Regions from separate parts of the Homo sapiens genome. Here region 1 is linked to region 2. A link is an interaction called in ENCODE POLR2A ChIA-PET data of the cell type or tissue named here. Cell type or tissue: PC-9. All regions are shown on one strand. Region 1 overlaps CLIP2 (CAP-Gly domain containing linker protein 2). Region 2 has its middle 35 kb from the start of EIF4H.

The links. ChIA-PET counts read pairs that join two places held together with the same protein. Peaks named below come from ENCODE experiments on the same cell type or tissue, not always from the same donor. Only the 100,000 strongest peaks of a DNase experiment are listed, where the experiment ranks them.
Region 1: POLR2A ChIA-PET joins it to region 2 with 15 read pairs; 5 of 35 experiments call an interaction of 5 or more read pairs at or near these places.

Annotation. Positions count from the first base shown.
Region 1 is chr7:74,380,866-74,388,865 of GRCh38, reverse strand. CLIP2 (CAP-Gly domain containing linker protein 2) reads right to left here. Exons shown (of 17, transcript NM_003388.5): 12 at 2,262-2,345. Among named protein-coding and RNA genes, the nearest start is that of GTF2IRD1, 69 kb to the left of the region's middle. RefSeq lists a silencer at 3,713-4,007 and an enhancer at 7,565-8,000. In PC-9, no CTCF peak of the experiment used is centred here; a DNase peak (open chromatin) is centred at 7,925; H3K27ac peaks cover 67 bases.
Region 2 is chr7:74,135,615-74,143,614 of GRCh38, reverse strand. No RefSeq gene overlaps it. Among named protein-coding and RNA genes, the nearest start is that of EIF4H, 35 kb to the left of the region's middle. RefSeq lists an enhancer at 4,261-4,790. In PC-9, no CTCF peak of the experiment used is centred here; DNase peaks (open chromatin) are centred at 1,104 and 1,724; H3K4me3 peaks cover 608 bases; H3K27ac peaks cover 3,534 bases.

The DNA.
Region 1 (8,000 bases), 250 kb before region 2:
TCCTGCCTCAGCCTCCTGAGTAGCTGGGACTACAGGAGTGCACCATCATACCTGGCGGTTTTTTTTTTTTGGAGACAAAGTCTCACTCTGTCACCCAGGCTAGAGTGCAGTGGTACGATCTTGGCTCACTACAACCTCCGCTTCCTGGGTTCAAGCAATTCTTCTGCCTCAACCTCCCAAGTAGCTGGGACTACAGGCATGTGCCACCACACCTGGCTAATTTCTGTATATTTAGTAGAGATGGGGTTCACCATGTTGGCCAGACTGATCTCGAACTCCTGACCTCAAACAATCCACCCAACTTGGCTTCAAAAGTGCTGGGATACAGATGTGAGCCGCGGTGCCCGGCCAAATTTTTTTTTTTTTTTGAGACGGAGTCTTGCTATTGTCGGCCCAGGAGTGCAATGGCATGTTCTCAGCTCACTGCAACCTCCGCCTCCCAGGTTGCAGCAATTCTCCTGCCTCAACCTCCCAAGTAGCTGAGATTACAGGTGCCCACCACCATGCCTGGCTAATTGTTTTTGTGTGTGTGTGTGTGATAGAGTCTCACTCCGCTGCCAGGCTGGAGTGCCATGGCACAATCTCGACTTATTGCAACCTCTACCTCCCGGGTTCAAGTGACTCTCCTGCCTCAACCTCCTGAGTAGCTGGGACTACAGGTGCACGCTACCACGCTCAGCTAATTTTTTTGTATTTTTAGTAGAGACGGGATTTCATCATGTTGGCCAGGCTGGTCTGAAACTCCTGACCTCAGGTGATCTACCCGCTTCGGCCTCCCAAACTGCTGGGATTACAGGCATGAGCCACCATGCCCAGCCCCGGCCAAATTTTTGTATGTTTCATAGAAATGAGGCCTCACAATGTTTCATAGGCTGGTCTCGAACCCCTGGCCTCAAGCAAACCTCCCTCCTCGGCCTCCCAAAGTGCTGAGATTATAGGCATGAGCATCGCTCACGGCCTCCACTGCATAATTTTAAAAGCACCATTGGTCTCAGTTGTCCCTACAAGCCAGGTGGCAAGGGGCCTGAGAGAACAGGTACAATAAACAGATCAATCCTCGCCAAGCACAGCAGCTGCTTGGGCTCCTGGTGTGGGGAGCGATATCACACGTGTGTTTACACTGTCGCCTGGATTAGGAAAAGCTTCACCTTCACCTTGGCCTTGGAGGAGTCTGAGGTCCACTGACCTTTTTTGGGGCCAATTCTGCCTTGTACTGGGGGATGGACAGAAGACAGGTTGGCAACCATTTCCGAGGAGGGGGGCTGTCTCATGCCCACCACCACTGGTGTTCTGGTGAACAAGAAGCAGGGCCAGGGGCCGGGCGTGGTGGCTCACACCTGTAATCACAGCACTTTGGGAGGCCAAGGCAGGTGGATCACCTGAGCTCAGGAGTTGGAGACCAGCCTGGCCAACATGGCGAAACCCCATCTCTACTAAAAAAATACAAAAATTAGCCGGGTGTGGTGGTGTGCGCCTGTAATCCCAGCTACTCAGGAAGCTGAGGCAGGAGAATCGCTTGAACCCGGGAAGTGGAGGTTTCAGTGAGCTGAGATTGCACCACTGCACTCCAGCCTAGGTGACAGAGTGCAACCCTGTCTCAAAAACAAAAGCAAAAAGAGAGAGAGAGAGAGAAACCAGAAAGTCTTCAGGACCAGAAAGAGGGAACCTGGGATAGAATGGATAGAATTTCAGGACACAGAGAACACAGAGCTGGCTCTGGGGACAGAAGCTGGCGGGGAGGCATTATAGGATGGACCACATGTGGGCCACTCACTGCTCCCCAGGTACATGTCTGTCTGGTGCAGGTGACCTGGCCCTGGCCCTTTTTTTTTTTTTTTTTTTTGAGATGGAGTCTCGCTCTGTCACCCAGGCTGGAGTGCAGTGGCGCCATCTCGGCTCACTGGCAGCTCTGCCTTCCAGGTTCAAGCGATTCTCCTGCCTCAGCCTCCCGAGTAGCTGGGATTACAGGTGCATGCCACCATGCCCGGCTAATTTTTGTATTTTTAGTAGAGACGAGGTTTCACCATGTTGGCCAGGCTGGTCTCGAACTCCTGACCTCAGGTGATCCGCCTGCCTCGGACTCCCAAAGTGCTGGGATTACAGGCGCGAGCCACCGCGACCAGCCAGCCCTTTTCTTCTCAAAGCAGAGTCGGGGAGGGGACCCTAAGCCAGGCCCTGACCCACTCCATGCTTAATTGGCAGCTGAATGGCACGGCCCCAGTGAAAGCCCCCCGCATCTGCCCTGCGGGAGGGAGACTTACCACTTACTTGGGCCCTGAGCATCTCGGTCTGGGAGGTCAAGGCTGTCACCTCTTTGTCCCTCTTGTTCAGCTTGTCCTGCAGGCCTAGGGGAGAGAGGAGAGACGAGAAGCATCAATGCTCCTGGACCAAAGCAGCAGTGGGTAGGGCCATGGCCCTCCCACAGGAGCTCTGTGACGGGGTCACACTTGGCCTCCAGGGTCCAAGTTCTTCCTCACTCCAGCCGTCTCGCTGGGTAACCCCTCCTGAAGAAGAGGACCTGACACTGGCCGGGCGTGGTGGCTCATGCCTGTAATCCCAGCACTTTGGGAGGCCGAGGCCGGCGGATCACCTGAGGTCAGGGGGTTCAAGACAAACATGGTGAAACCGAGTCTCTACTAAAAATACAAAAATTAGCTGGGCATAGTGGCAGGTGCCTGTAATCCCAGCTACTCGGGAGGCTGAGGCAGGAGAATCGTTTGAACCCGGGAGGCAGAGGCAGCAGTAAGCCAAGATAGCGCCATTGCACTCCAGCCTGGGCGACACAGCGAGACTCGGTCTCAAAAAGAAAAAAAAAAAAAAAAGAGGCTGGGCGAGGTGGCTCATGCCTATAATCCCAGCATTTTGGGAGGCCAAGGCAGGTGGATCACCTGAGGTCGGGAGTTCGAGACCAGCCTGACCAACATGGAGAAACCCCATCTCTACTAAAAATACAAAATTAGCTGGGCGTGGTGGTGCATGCCTGTAATTCCAGCTACTTGGGAGGTTGAGGCAGGAGAATCGCTTGAACTTGGGAGGCAGAGGTTGCGGTGAGCAGAGATCGCACCATCGCACTCCAGCCTGGGCAACAAGAGCGAAACTCTGTCTCAAAAAAAAAAAAAAAAAAAAAAGAAGACCCGACACTATGTGGTCTTAGGTAACCTGTCACAGCCTTAGTCCCCTCAAGTGAAAAACAGGGAGAACAATAACAGTGCTAACAGTGCTAACAGTGCCTAGGTCACCGGTCTTGTGTATTCAAGCCTGGGTGCTCCTCACAGCCATAAAGGACAGAATGGATGCCAAGTACCCAGAAACATCTCCACCTTCTGCAAGTTAATTTATAAAGGGAATGTAATACCACTAAAAATACCAACACGATTTTAACCTTTTTTTTTTTTTTTTTTGAGACAGGTTATCATTGTGTTGCTCAGGCTGGAGTGGAGTGTGCAATCATAGCTCACTGCAGCCTCGACCCCCTGGGTTCAAGTCATCCTCCTTCCTCAGCCTCCCGAGTAGCTGAGACCACAGGCATGTGCCACCACATCTGGCTAATTTTTTATTTTTTATATTTTTGGAGACAGAGTCTCGCTCTGTCACCCAGGCTGGAGTGCAGTGGCGCCATCTCAGCTCACTGCAACCTCCACCTCCCAGGTTCAAGAAATTCTCTTGCCTCAGCCTCCTGAGTAGCTGCGATTACAGGCATGCATCACCACACCCGGCTAACTTTTTTTTTTTTTTTTTTTTTTGTATTTTTAATAGAGACAGGGTTTCACCATGTCCGCCAGGCTGGACATGAACTTTTGACCTCAAGTGATCCACCCACCTCGGCCTCCCAAAGTGTTGGGATTATAGGCATGAGCCACCGCGCCTAGCCTAATTGTTTATTTTTTGAAGAGACAAGGTCTCACTATGTTTCCCAGGCTGGTGTTGAACTCCTAGGCTCAAGTGATCCTCCTGCCTCAGCCTCTTAAAGTCCTGGGATTACAGTGTGAGCCACTGCGCCCAGCCTGATTTAAAATTTTGGTGGAACTAGATGTGCCGATTCTAAGTCACTTATAAAAATGAGCAAGAATACCCAAGAGTTTGGCAGTTCCTCAAAAATTTAAACAGAATTACCATATGAGGCCAGGCGCGGTGGCTCACGCCTGTTATCCCAGCACTTCAGGAGGCCGAGGCAGGTGCATCGATTGAGGCCAGGAGTTCAAGACCAGTCTGGCCAACATTGCGAAACCCTGTCTCTACTAAAAATACAAAAATTAGCCAGGCGTGATGGCGCACACCTTTAATCCCAACTACTCAGGAGACTGAGGCAGGAGAATCGCTTGAACCTGGGAGGCGGAGGTTGCAGTGAGCCAAGATTGCACCACTGCACTCCAGCCTGGGTGACAGAGTGAGACTCCATCTCAAAAAAAAAAAAAAAAAAAAAATCATATGACCTAGCATTCTACTCTTCTAGGTATATACCCCAAAGCACTGAAAACAGGTACTTAACAAGTACATGCATATCTATGTTCTTAGCAGCATCATTCACAATAGCCAAAAGGTAGAAACAACCCAAATGCCCATCAGCTGAGGAATGGATCAACAAAATGCGGTATGTCCATACAATGGAATATCATTTGGCCACAAAAAAGAATGAGGTTCTTTTTTGTTTTGTTTTGTTGTCGTTGTTGTTGTTTGAGATGGAGTCTCACTCTGTCACCCAGGCAGGAGTGCAGTGGCGCGATCTTGGCTCACTGCAACCTCTGCCTCCCAGGTTCAAGTGATTCTCTCTGCCTCATCTTCCTGCGTAGCTGGGATTCCAGGCGCACACCACCACGCCCAGCTAATTTTTGTATTTTTAGTAGAGACTGGGTTTCACCATTTTGACCAGGCTGGTCTCGAACTCCTGACATGAAATGTTCCAAATAGATAAATCCACAGAGATAGAAAGTAAATTAGTGGTTGTGATGGGCTGGGGGGAGAGGAGGATGGAGAAGCACTGCTAGTGGGTATGGGTTCTCCTTTTGGGATGATGAGAATGTTTGTTTTCTCTTTATTTCTTTTTCTTTTCTTTTGTAGAGATGGGTTTTCGCCATGTTGTCCAGGCTGGTCTTGAACTCCTGACTTCAAGCAATTCTCCTGCCCGGGCCTCCCAAAGTGCTGGAATTACAGGTGTAAGCCACCAAATCCAGCCCATGAGAATGTTTTGGAAACCAGATAGAAGTGCTGGGTGTACTACATTGTTGACTGCGCTAAATGCCATTGAAGTGTTTGCTTTAAAATGGCTGATTGTATGTTATGTTAATTTTTTTCATTTGTTAATTTTATAACAAACCTGCACATGTCTATTTTATGTTAATTTCAGCTTAGTTTTTAAACAATAGCCAAGAGAATTTTGATAAAGCAGAGAAGAACAAGCCATGCCAGAAATTACAACATAGACAAAGCTTGACTAATTAAAACATTATAGAATTGGCACATGAAGAGAATAACAAGTCATTGGAATAGAACAAAAGTCCAGAAATAGAGTCAATTACATAAGTGAATTTAAGGACAATAAGGTTAGTAATTCCAATCAATGAGGGTTGGGGGGAGAAAATGACCATTTTCAAAAATAGTGTTGGGATAAGTGGGTATTCCTTTGGGAAAAAATAAAAATGGATCCTTATCTCACACTTATATAAGGATGAATTCTAGATGGATCAGAGATTTCAGCATAGAAAATAGGACAGAAAAGTACCAGAAGAAACCACTGGATACATTTTTTAAACTAAAAAAGAATTGATTTTTTTTTTTTTTTTTTTTTGGTGACAGGGTCTCACTCTATTGCTCAGGCTGGAGTGCAGTGGCATGATCGTAGCTCACTGCAGCCTCCACTTCCTGGGCTCAAGAGATCCTCCCGCCTCACCTTCCCAAGTATCTGGGACTATAGCTGCATGCCACCATACCTGGCTAATTTTTGGAGGGGGGTATTTTTTGTAGAGACAGGGTCTCACTATGTTGCCCAGGCTGGTCTTGAACTCCTGGGCTCAAGCAATACTCCTAACTCAGCCTCCCAAAGTGCTGGGATTACAAGTGTGAGCCACCATACCTGGCCTGATTTTTTAAATATCTGCATGGCCAACACCACCATAAGAAAAAAGTAAAAAGGCAAATGACAAAGTGGGGAAAATGTCTGCAATGTCATACATAAAGAGCTTCTAAAAATCAGCAAAAAGATCAATAACCCAATCAGAAAAAAATGGTCAAAAGACACAAATAGAAATGCAAATAGAAGCCGGGCATGGTGGCTCATGCCTGTAATCCCAGCACTTTGGGAGACCAAGGCGGGAGGATCATGAGGTCAGGAGTTTGAGACCAGCCTGGCCAACATAGTGAAACTCCATCTCTACTAAAAAAAAAAAAAAAAAAAAAATTAGCAGGGCATGGTGGCATGCACGTGTAGTCCCAGCTACTCAGGAGGCTGAGGCAGGAGAATTGCTTGAACCTGGGAGGTGGAGGTTGTGGTGAGCTGAGATCGTGCCACTGCACTCCAGCCTGGGCAACAGAGTGAGACTCTGTCTTAAAAAAAAAAAAAAAAAAGACCAGCCCCAACATGGAGAAACCCCGTCTCTACTAAAAAAAAAAATACAAAAATTAGCCAGGCGTGGTGGTGCATGCCTGTAATCCCAGCTACTCAGGAGGCTGAGGCAGGAGAATTGCTTGAACCTGGGAGGCGGAGGTTGCAGTGAACTGAGATCGCATCATTGCACTCCAGCCTGGGCAACAAGGGTGAAACTCCGTCTCAAAAAAAAAATGCAAATAGAAATACCTCTTAACTTCATCCACATAAGAGAAAGGTGAGTTGAAGTTACACCTTTTACCTTTCAGATTGGCAAAGATCACAAAGTCTGATCAAACGTTTTGTTGATGGGAGTTTGAGGGGAAACAGGTTTTCAACCACAGCTGGTGGGAATTAAAATTGGTTGAGCCCAATGGAAGTCAAGGTAATTTTCTACAGTGGTGTTTGTAATTGACCAAGACTGGAAACAGTCTACCATCTTTGTAACTGACCAAGACTGGAAACAATCTGTGATTGTTATCGGAAACCAGCTAAATACACAATGGTACCTCCACACAATGGAATATTCTGTACCCTGTAAAAGAATGTACTACTGATAAGGAACCCTCTCCAAGATACATTGTTAAATGGAATAAATGAAGGAGCTGAAAGAATGGAAGATATGGTACCATTTGTGTCACTTGCTTGCTCGTACCTGCACAAAATATTTCTGGAAAGGGGATATAAAGAAGCTAACACTGCGCCTTCAGGGAGGGAAGAATAGAGAACAGTGAAGAGTTAGTTTGCCATATGCCCTTTGAACCATTTGAAGTTTAGACCTGTTTTTAAAGTTTAAACCAGCTAGGCACGGTGGCTCATGCCTGTAATCCCAACACTTCGGGAGGCCAAGGCGGGCGGATCACGCAGTCAGGAGATCGAGACCACCCTGGTCAACATGGTGAAACCCCGTCTCTACTAAAAATACAAAAATTAGCTGGGCATGGTGGTGCATGCCTGTAATCCCAGCTACTCGGGAGGCTGAGGCAGGAGAATCGCTTGAACCAGGGAGTTGGAGGTTGCAGTGAGCTGAGATCACACCACTGTACTCCAGCCTGGCGACAGAGCGAAACTCCGTCTAAAATAAATAAATAAATAAAAGTAAAGTATAAACTAAATAAATAAATAAAAATAAAATATAAACCAAACAAATAATAAGGTTTGATATTCCATTAAGTTTACTATTCCGTTAAATCTGTTTCAAAAGAAAAAGAAAAAAAAGACAGCAACTTGGAAGGCTGGTGCAATGCCTATCCCTCCGTAAACTGGCCTCCTCCCTTGCAGGAGTACATAGCTCACAGCACACAGGAGGTGACTCTTACCAAATGGCAGATGATGCAAACCAAAATGTGACCCAGCAGGAAGGCAGAGCCAGCCAGCCTCTTCCCAGAGCCCAGAGTCCCGCCCGGCCTGGTGGCCACTC
Region 2 (8,000 bases):
TCAGATGTAGCCAACTGTTTGAGCCATATTCAAATAAGGCAAATGCCGACCTGTAGCCAATCCAGTTGTTTTTGTACCTCACTGACTTCTGTATGTCATTTCCCTTTGTCTATAAATCTTCTTCCATCACATGGCTGCACTGGAGTCTGTCTGAATCGGCTGTGATTCTGGGGGCTGCCCGATTCACAAATTGTTCATTGCTCAATTAAACTCCCTTAAATTTAATTTGGCTGAAGTTTTTCTTTTAACACATGTGAAAGGAGGGAAAAAGGAACAGTCAATTATGAATTCATCTTGTGCTAAATATATCTGTATTTTACACAAGATAAAGTAAACACAGAGTAGAGGAAGAAGTCAATTATGCTTTTGTCTTAGGGTGGGGGTAAGTATGATTTATTATTATTATTTTTTTCTGAGACAGAGTCTCACTTTGTCCCCCAGGCAGGAGTGCAGTAGTGTGATCTCAGCTCACTGCAACCTCCGCCTCCCGGGCTCAAGCAATTCTCCTGCCTCAGCCTCCTGAGTAGCTAGCATTACAGGTGTGTGCCACCACGCCCAGCTAATTTTTGTAGTTTTTAGTACAGACAGGGTTTCACCATGTTAGCCAGGCTGGTCTCGAACTCCTGACCTTGTGATCTGCCTACCTCAGCCTCCTAAAGTGCTGGGATTACAGGTGTGAGCCACCGCACCTGGCCTGGAAGTATGATTTAAAAAAAAGAAAAATATTGGCCGGACGCGGTGGCTCACACCTGTAATCCCAGCACTTTGGGAGGCCTAGGCGGACGGATGATGAGATCAGGAGATTGAGACCATCCTGGCTAACATGGTGAAACCCTGTCTCTACTAAAAATACAAAACATTTAGCCGGGCGTGGTGGCAGGCGCCTGTAGTCCCAGCTACTCGGGAGGCTGGGGCAGGAGAATGGCGTGAACCCGGGAGGCGGAGCTTGCAGTGAGCCAAGGTCGTGCCACTGCATTCCAGCCTGGGTGACAGGGCAAGACTCCACCTCAAAAAAAAAAAAAAATTATTGTTATTTTTTTGAGACAGAGTTTCACTCTTGTGGCCCAGGCTGGAATGCAATGGTGCAATCTTGGCTCACTGCAACCTCTGCCGCCTCAGCTCAAGTGATTCTCTTGCCTCAGCTTCCCAAGTAGCTGGAATTACAGGCATGTGCCACCATGCCTGTCTAATTTTTTGTCTATAGTAGAGACGGGGTTTCACCATGTTGGTCAGGCTGGTCACGAACTCGTGACCTCAGGTGATCCCTTGGCCTCTCAAAGTGTTGGGATTACAGCCGTAAGCCACCACGCCCGGCCATGATTTTTTTTTTTTTTTTTTTTTTTGAGACAGGGTCTTATTCTGTTGCTCAGGTTGGAGTGCAGCGGTGCGATCACACCTCACTAGAGCCTCGACCTCCTGAGCTTAAGCAATACTCCCAATGCAGCCTCCTGAGTAGCTGGTACTACAGGTGTGCACTACCACACCAGGCTAATTTAAAATCTTTTCCGTAGAGACAGCCTCTCACTGGGTTGCCCAGGGTGATCTCCAACCCCTGAGCTCCAGCAATTCTCTCACCCCAGCCTCCCAAAGTGTTGGAATTACAGGTGTGAGCCCCCATGCCTGGCCAGATTTCTATTTTTTTATTTGTCCTGTACCTGTGAAGGTAAGCTGAATTTACATGGTCAGGGTGAGGGAAGCCACCTGTGGAGATACGTGGCATTCAATCTTGCAGCTATCTGGTTAGGAACAAAAGAAAATGCAGTTTCCTGTATGACTCAGTTCCTAAGCTTAGCTTTTTGCCCTTTGACATAGTGAGTTTGGGGTCTGGTGATTTTATTTTTCTTTCACACTGTTACTGGAAAGGAGTCCCAATCAAGACCCCAAGAGAGGGTTCTTTTTTAATCTTTTTTTTTTTTTTTTTTTTTTGAGACAGGGTCTCACTCTATTGCCCAAGCTGGACTGCAGTGGCGCCCTCTGCCTCCCGGGTTCAAGTGATTCTCCTGCCTCAGCCTCCTGAGTAGCTGGGATTACAGGCACGTGCCACCACGCCCGGCTAATTTTCTTGTATTTTTAGTAGAGACAGGGTTTCCCCATGTTGGTCAGGCTGGTCTCAAACTCCTGACCTCATGATCCACCTGCCTCGGCCTCCCAAAGTGCTGGGATTACAGGCGTGAGCCACCACACCCAGCCAAGAGAGAGTTCTTGAATCTCACGCAAGAAACAATTCCAGGCGAGTCCATGGAGTAAAGTGGAAGCAAGTATATTAAGAAAGTAAAGGAATAGGCTGGGCACAGTGGCTCACACCTGTAATCCCAGCACTTTGATAGGCCAAGGTGGGCGGATCATTTGAGATTGGGAGTTCAAGACCAGACTAGCCAACATGGTGAAACCCTGTCTCCACTAAAAAATACAAAAACTAGCTGGGCGTGGTGACATACGCCTGTAATCCCAGCTACTTGGGAGGCTGAGGCAGGAGAATCGCTTGAGCTGGGGAGGTAGAGGTTGCAGTGAGCCAAGATTGCACCACTGCACTCCAGCCTGGATGACAAAGTGAGACTCCATCTCACAAAAAAAAAAAAAAAAAAGAAAGTAAAGGAACAAAGAATGTCTACTCCATAGGCAGAGCATCCCCTAAGGTTGCTGGCTGGATATTTTTTATAGTTATCTCTTGATTACATGCCCAACAAGGGTGGATTATTCATGAATTTTCTGGGAAAGGCACGGGCAATTCCTGGAACTGAGGGTTCCTCCCCACTTTTTTTTGAGACAGAGTCTTGCTCTGCCACCCAGGCTGGAGTGCAATGGTGCAATCTCAGCTCACTGCTACCTCTGCCTCCTGGGTCCAAGCAATTCTCCTGCCTCAGCCTCTGGAGTAGCTGGGATTACAGGCGCCCGCCACCATGCCCAGCTAATTTTTGTATTTTTAGTAGAGACAGGGTTTCACATCTTGGCCAGGCTGGTCTTGAACTCTTGACCTTGCAATCCACCTGCCTTGGCCTCCCAAAGTGCTGGGATTACAGGCATGAGCCACTGCGCCCGGCCGGTTCCTCCCCTTTTTAGACAATATAGGGTAACTTCCTGATGTTGCCACGGCATTTCTAAACTGTCATGGCACTGATGGGAGTGTCTTTAGCATGCTAATATATTATAATTAGCACATAATGAGCAGTGAGGACGACCAGAGGTCACTTTCTTTCTATTTTTTGAGATGGAGTTTCACTCTTGTCATCCAGGCTAGAATGCAATGGCACGATCTTGGCTCACTGCAACCTCCGCCTCCCGGGTTCAAGCAATTCTCCTGCCTCAGCCTCCTGAGTAGCTGGGATTACAAGCATGTGCCACCACGCCCAGCTAATTTTTTGTATTTTTAGTAGAGACGGAGTTTCTCCATGTTGGTCAGGCTGGTCTCAAACTCCTGGCCTCAGGTGATCCGCCCGCCTGGGCCTCCCAAAGTGCTGGGATTATAGGCGTTGAGCCACCGCACCCAGCCTACCAGAGGTCACTTTCATCGCCACCTTGGTTTTGGTGGGTTTTGGCCGGCTTCTTTGCTGCAACCTGTTTTATCAGCAAGGTTTTTTGTCACCTATGTCTTGTGCCACCCTCCTGTGTCATCCTGTGACTGGGAATGCCTCACCTCCTGGGAAAGTAGCTCAGTGGTGATGCAGGGTTTTTCTAGGCACCTTCGCTGGACTCATGGAAGGGATGCCCCATCTACTCAGCCCCCTGTGCTCAACCCCTTGCAGGAGGGAGCACACAAGTGACTAAGTGTGGGATCTGGCCAGCTGGCTTCTCCAGGCACCAACACAGGAGCAAGCTGTATGCAGGGCCCATGGCCAGAGCAGGCATGTCACCTTGAGGGGAAAGCAGCAGCACCTAGGTGAGGGTGCCCGTGTCCCCGAAGCTGCAGAGGGGGTGTTATTACAGTGCTCCTTTAGTTCTGCTGTCCACAGATGGTGACATGTCAGCAGATCAGCTGGCCCCTTGCCTCATCACATGGGGACAGCTGCCCTTCACAGGCGAGGGCAAAGGCCCAGTGTGACAGCCTTTCTGGGTATCCTCACTCACTGGGTCCCAAGCTCTTGTCCAGCATCCAGGAAGAATGAAGTTACACGGACGATTGAAGGATGATGAAGGTGGAGAATTTTATTGAGCAATGAAAGCGACTCTCAGTGGAGAGGGGAGCTGGAGAGGGGATGGGAAGTGCAGGCTGCCTTCCCCGAAGTCAGGTCGTCTTTTCCCCTGCTGACTGAGTCTGGAGCCTTTATAGGCACAGGGTGGGGAGTGTGTGCTGATTGGCTTGTGAGTATGCAAAAAGGAGTAGTCCCAGCTATTCAGGAGGCTGAGGCTTGCTTGAGGGATCCCTTAAGTCCAGGAGTTGGAGGAATGTCTTTTGTTATTTATAATGAGTCCTTTTGATCACACTGGAGTTTATGCTAATGAGGTGAGTTAAAGCAAAGACACTACTCAAAGGTGGTCATGAAAGAGTAGAAAACCGCCGGGCACGGTGGCTCATGCCTGTAATGCCAGCACTTTGGGAGGCCAAGGCGGGCAGATCACAAGGTCAGGAGATTGAGGCCATCCTGGCTAACACGGTGAAACCTCATCTCTACTAAAAAATACAAAAAATTAGCCGGGCGTGGTAGCAGGCGCCTGTAGTCCCAGCTACTGGGGAGGCTGAGGCAGGAGAATGACATGAACCCGGGGGGTGGAGATTGCAGTGAGCCGAGATTGCACCACTGCACTCCAGCCTGGGTGACAGAGCGAGACTCTGTCAAAAAAAAAAAGAAAGAGTAGAAAACCAATTAGGAAAGGGTGGGTATATGTAAAATAGGCGAAGGGTGGGGATCAATCAGAGGAAAGCGCGACAAACAGGAAGGTAAGCTCTCAATCCGGTCTAAGGTTTAAACTTGTACCTTCAGTTTCAGGCTTTAAACCGTCTTCGGGTTGGAGGTGGGGTTTCACCGCGGACCCGCCCCTATTGGCCTAGGCAATTGGCTGCCTCCTGTCAATATCAGCAGGTCTCAGCCTCATTTTACCCACCCCCTATTCAAGATGGAATCACTGTGGTTCAAACTCCTCTGACAACAGTAGCTTGCTCCAGATCACACAGCTAATACAAATTGACTCACAAACTCTGGTCTACCCATCATTCAAAGAGGCAGGAAGGTATAGGCCAAACACAGGAAAAGCAGCAGTAACGATAAACTGTGTCTAAAAGACCGTCTTTTCCCCCACAGCACAGGATGAAGTTGAAGTTACTTTCTCTGCCTAAGATCCAGACATCCCCCCTCAACAAGGAAAACAATTGTTTTTTTTTCTTCTCCTTTCTATAAAATCAAGAATGGAACCACACCTGAACAGACTCTTCCGCAAGATAATGTCTCCCTCAGGCTCATTGAAATTCCAAAGAGAATTATGTACAAGTTAATCTCTGTTCCTAAATCCATTCATTCTCCCCAGCAATGTTTATTTTTATTTTTATTTTTATTTTTATTGAGATGGAGTCTCACTCTGTCACCCAGGCTGGAGTGCAGTGATGCCATCTCAGCTCACTGCAACTTCCTCCTCCTGGGTTCAAGTGATTCTCCTGCCTCAGCCTCCTGAGTAGCTGGGATTTCAGCTATGTGCCACCATGACTGGCTAATTTTTGTGTTTTGAGTAGAGACAGGGTTTCGCCATGTTGGCCAGGCTGGTCTCGAACTCCTGACCTCAAGTGATCTGCCCACCTTGGCCTCCCAAAGTGCTAGGATTACAGGCATGAGCCACTCTGCCTAGCCCCCAGTAATCTTTTATGTCCCCTCAATAGAATTCCTCTTTCTTCCCCCTGCCATAACCTGTTTTACCAGGATCCAAACCCCTATTCTTTCTGTATCTGCAAGATAGTATATCTATATCTATAGATATCGATATCTATAGATATATATACACATGTCTATATATATAGATATGTATACATATAGATATAGATATATAGATATCTATAGATATAGATATGTATACATATCTATATATATGTATATAGTGCCAGGCACAGTGGCTCATGGCGGTAATCCCAGCGCCACTTTGGGAGGCCAAGAGGGGAAGATCACTTGAGTGCAGGAGTTCAAGACCAGCCTGGCAACATGGCGAAAACCCAGTCTCTACTTAAAAAAAAAAAGAAGATGGTATATAAGCGTCTGAACGCCTTTGGGGTGGTGGGTAATCACGCTGTGGTGTGGTTCTCCCCAGATACGTGTGAATGCAATTTGTATCCCCCTTTTTCTAATTAATCTGCCTTTTGTGAGCTGATTTATCAGCAAACCTTCAGAAGGTGAAGCAGAAGTTTTTTCCTTGGTTCCTACAATCTCACTTCTATGCACATAACAAAATTTCACATGCACCCTATAAATATGGACAGCTACGATGTATTAATAATATTAGGCTGGGCATGTTTGCTCACACCTGTAATCCCAGCACTTTGGGAAGCTGAGGCAGGAGGATGGATCACTTGAGCCCAGGAGTTCAAGACGAGCCTGGGCAACATAATGAGACCCTCATCTCTACAAAACATAAAAACATTAGCTGGGCATGGTGGTGCACTCCTGTAGTCCTAGCTACTCAGGAGGCTGAGGTGGGAGGATTTATTGAGGCCAAGAGTTTGAGACCAGCTTGGGTAATATTATGGGACTCCTCTCTATAGAAAATAAAATTAAAGGCTGGGTGTGGTGGCTCACACCTGTAATTCCAGCACTTTGGGAGGCCAAGGCGGGTGGATCACCTGAGGTCAGGAGCTGAAGACCAGCCTGACCAACATGGTGAAACCCTGTCTCTACTAAAATACAAAATTAACCAGGCGTGGTGGCAGGTGCCTGTAGTCCCAGCTACTCGGGAGGCTGAGGCAGGAGAATCGCTTGAACCCAGGAGGCAGAGATTGCAGTGAGCTGAGACCACGCCATTGCACTCCAGCCTGGGCGACAAGAGTGAAACTTCGTCTCAAAAAAAAAAAAAAAGGAAAATTAAAAACTTAGCTGCATGTGGTGGTGTGCACCTGTAGTTCGAGCTACTACAGAGGGTGAGGCTGAGGTGAGAGAATCACTTGAGCCCAGGAATTCAAGACCAGCCTGGGCAAGATAGCAAGATTCCATCCCTATTTTAAAAATTAAGTAAAAAAGGCCAGGTGTGGTGGCTCATGCCTGTAATCCCAGCACTTTGGGAGGCCCAGGTGGGCGGATCATGGAATTGGGAGATTGAGACCATCCTGGCTAACACAGTGAAACTCCGTCTCTACTGAAAATACAAAAAATTAGCCGGGCGTGGTGGCACGCGCCTGCAGTCCCAGCCACTCGGGAGGGTGAGGCAGGAGAATGGCATGAACCTTGGAGGCGGAGGTTGCAGTGAGCCGAGATTGTATCACTGTACTCCAGCCTGGGGGACGGAGCGAGACTCCGTCTCAAAAAAAAAAAAAAAAAAAAATTTAAGTAAAAAAATTTGAATATAATAAACTAGTTGCAGCGGGTGCAGTGGCTCATGCCTGTAATCAGTCCCAGCACTTTGAGAGGCTGAGGCGAGTGATCACAAGGTCAAGAGATCGAGACCATCCTGGCCAACACGGTGAAACCCTGTCTCTACTAAAAATACAAAAATTAGCTGGACGTGGTGGCCTGCGCCTGTAGTCCCAGCTACTCAGGAGGCTGAGGCAGGAGAATCGCTTGATCCCAGGAAGTGGAGGTTGCAGTGAGCTGGGATTGCGCCACTGTACTCCAGCCTGGCGACAGAGTGAGTCTCAAAAAATAAAAAATAAAAAAAAAATTACTTAACATAAGTAAAGTATTTCCCTGAGCTCTGTGAGCCATTCTAGAAAATTATCTAACTCCAGGAGAGGGTTTTTGGAAACCCCAGCTTTTAAAAAAATTATTTCTTGGGGCCGGGTGCAGTGGCTCACGCCTGTAATCCCAGCACTTTGGGAGGCCAAGGTGGGCGGATCACGAGGTCAGGAGATGGAAACTATCATGGTTAACACG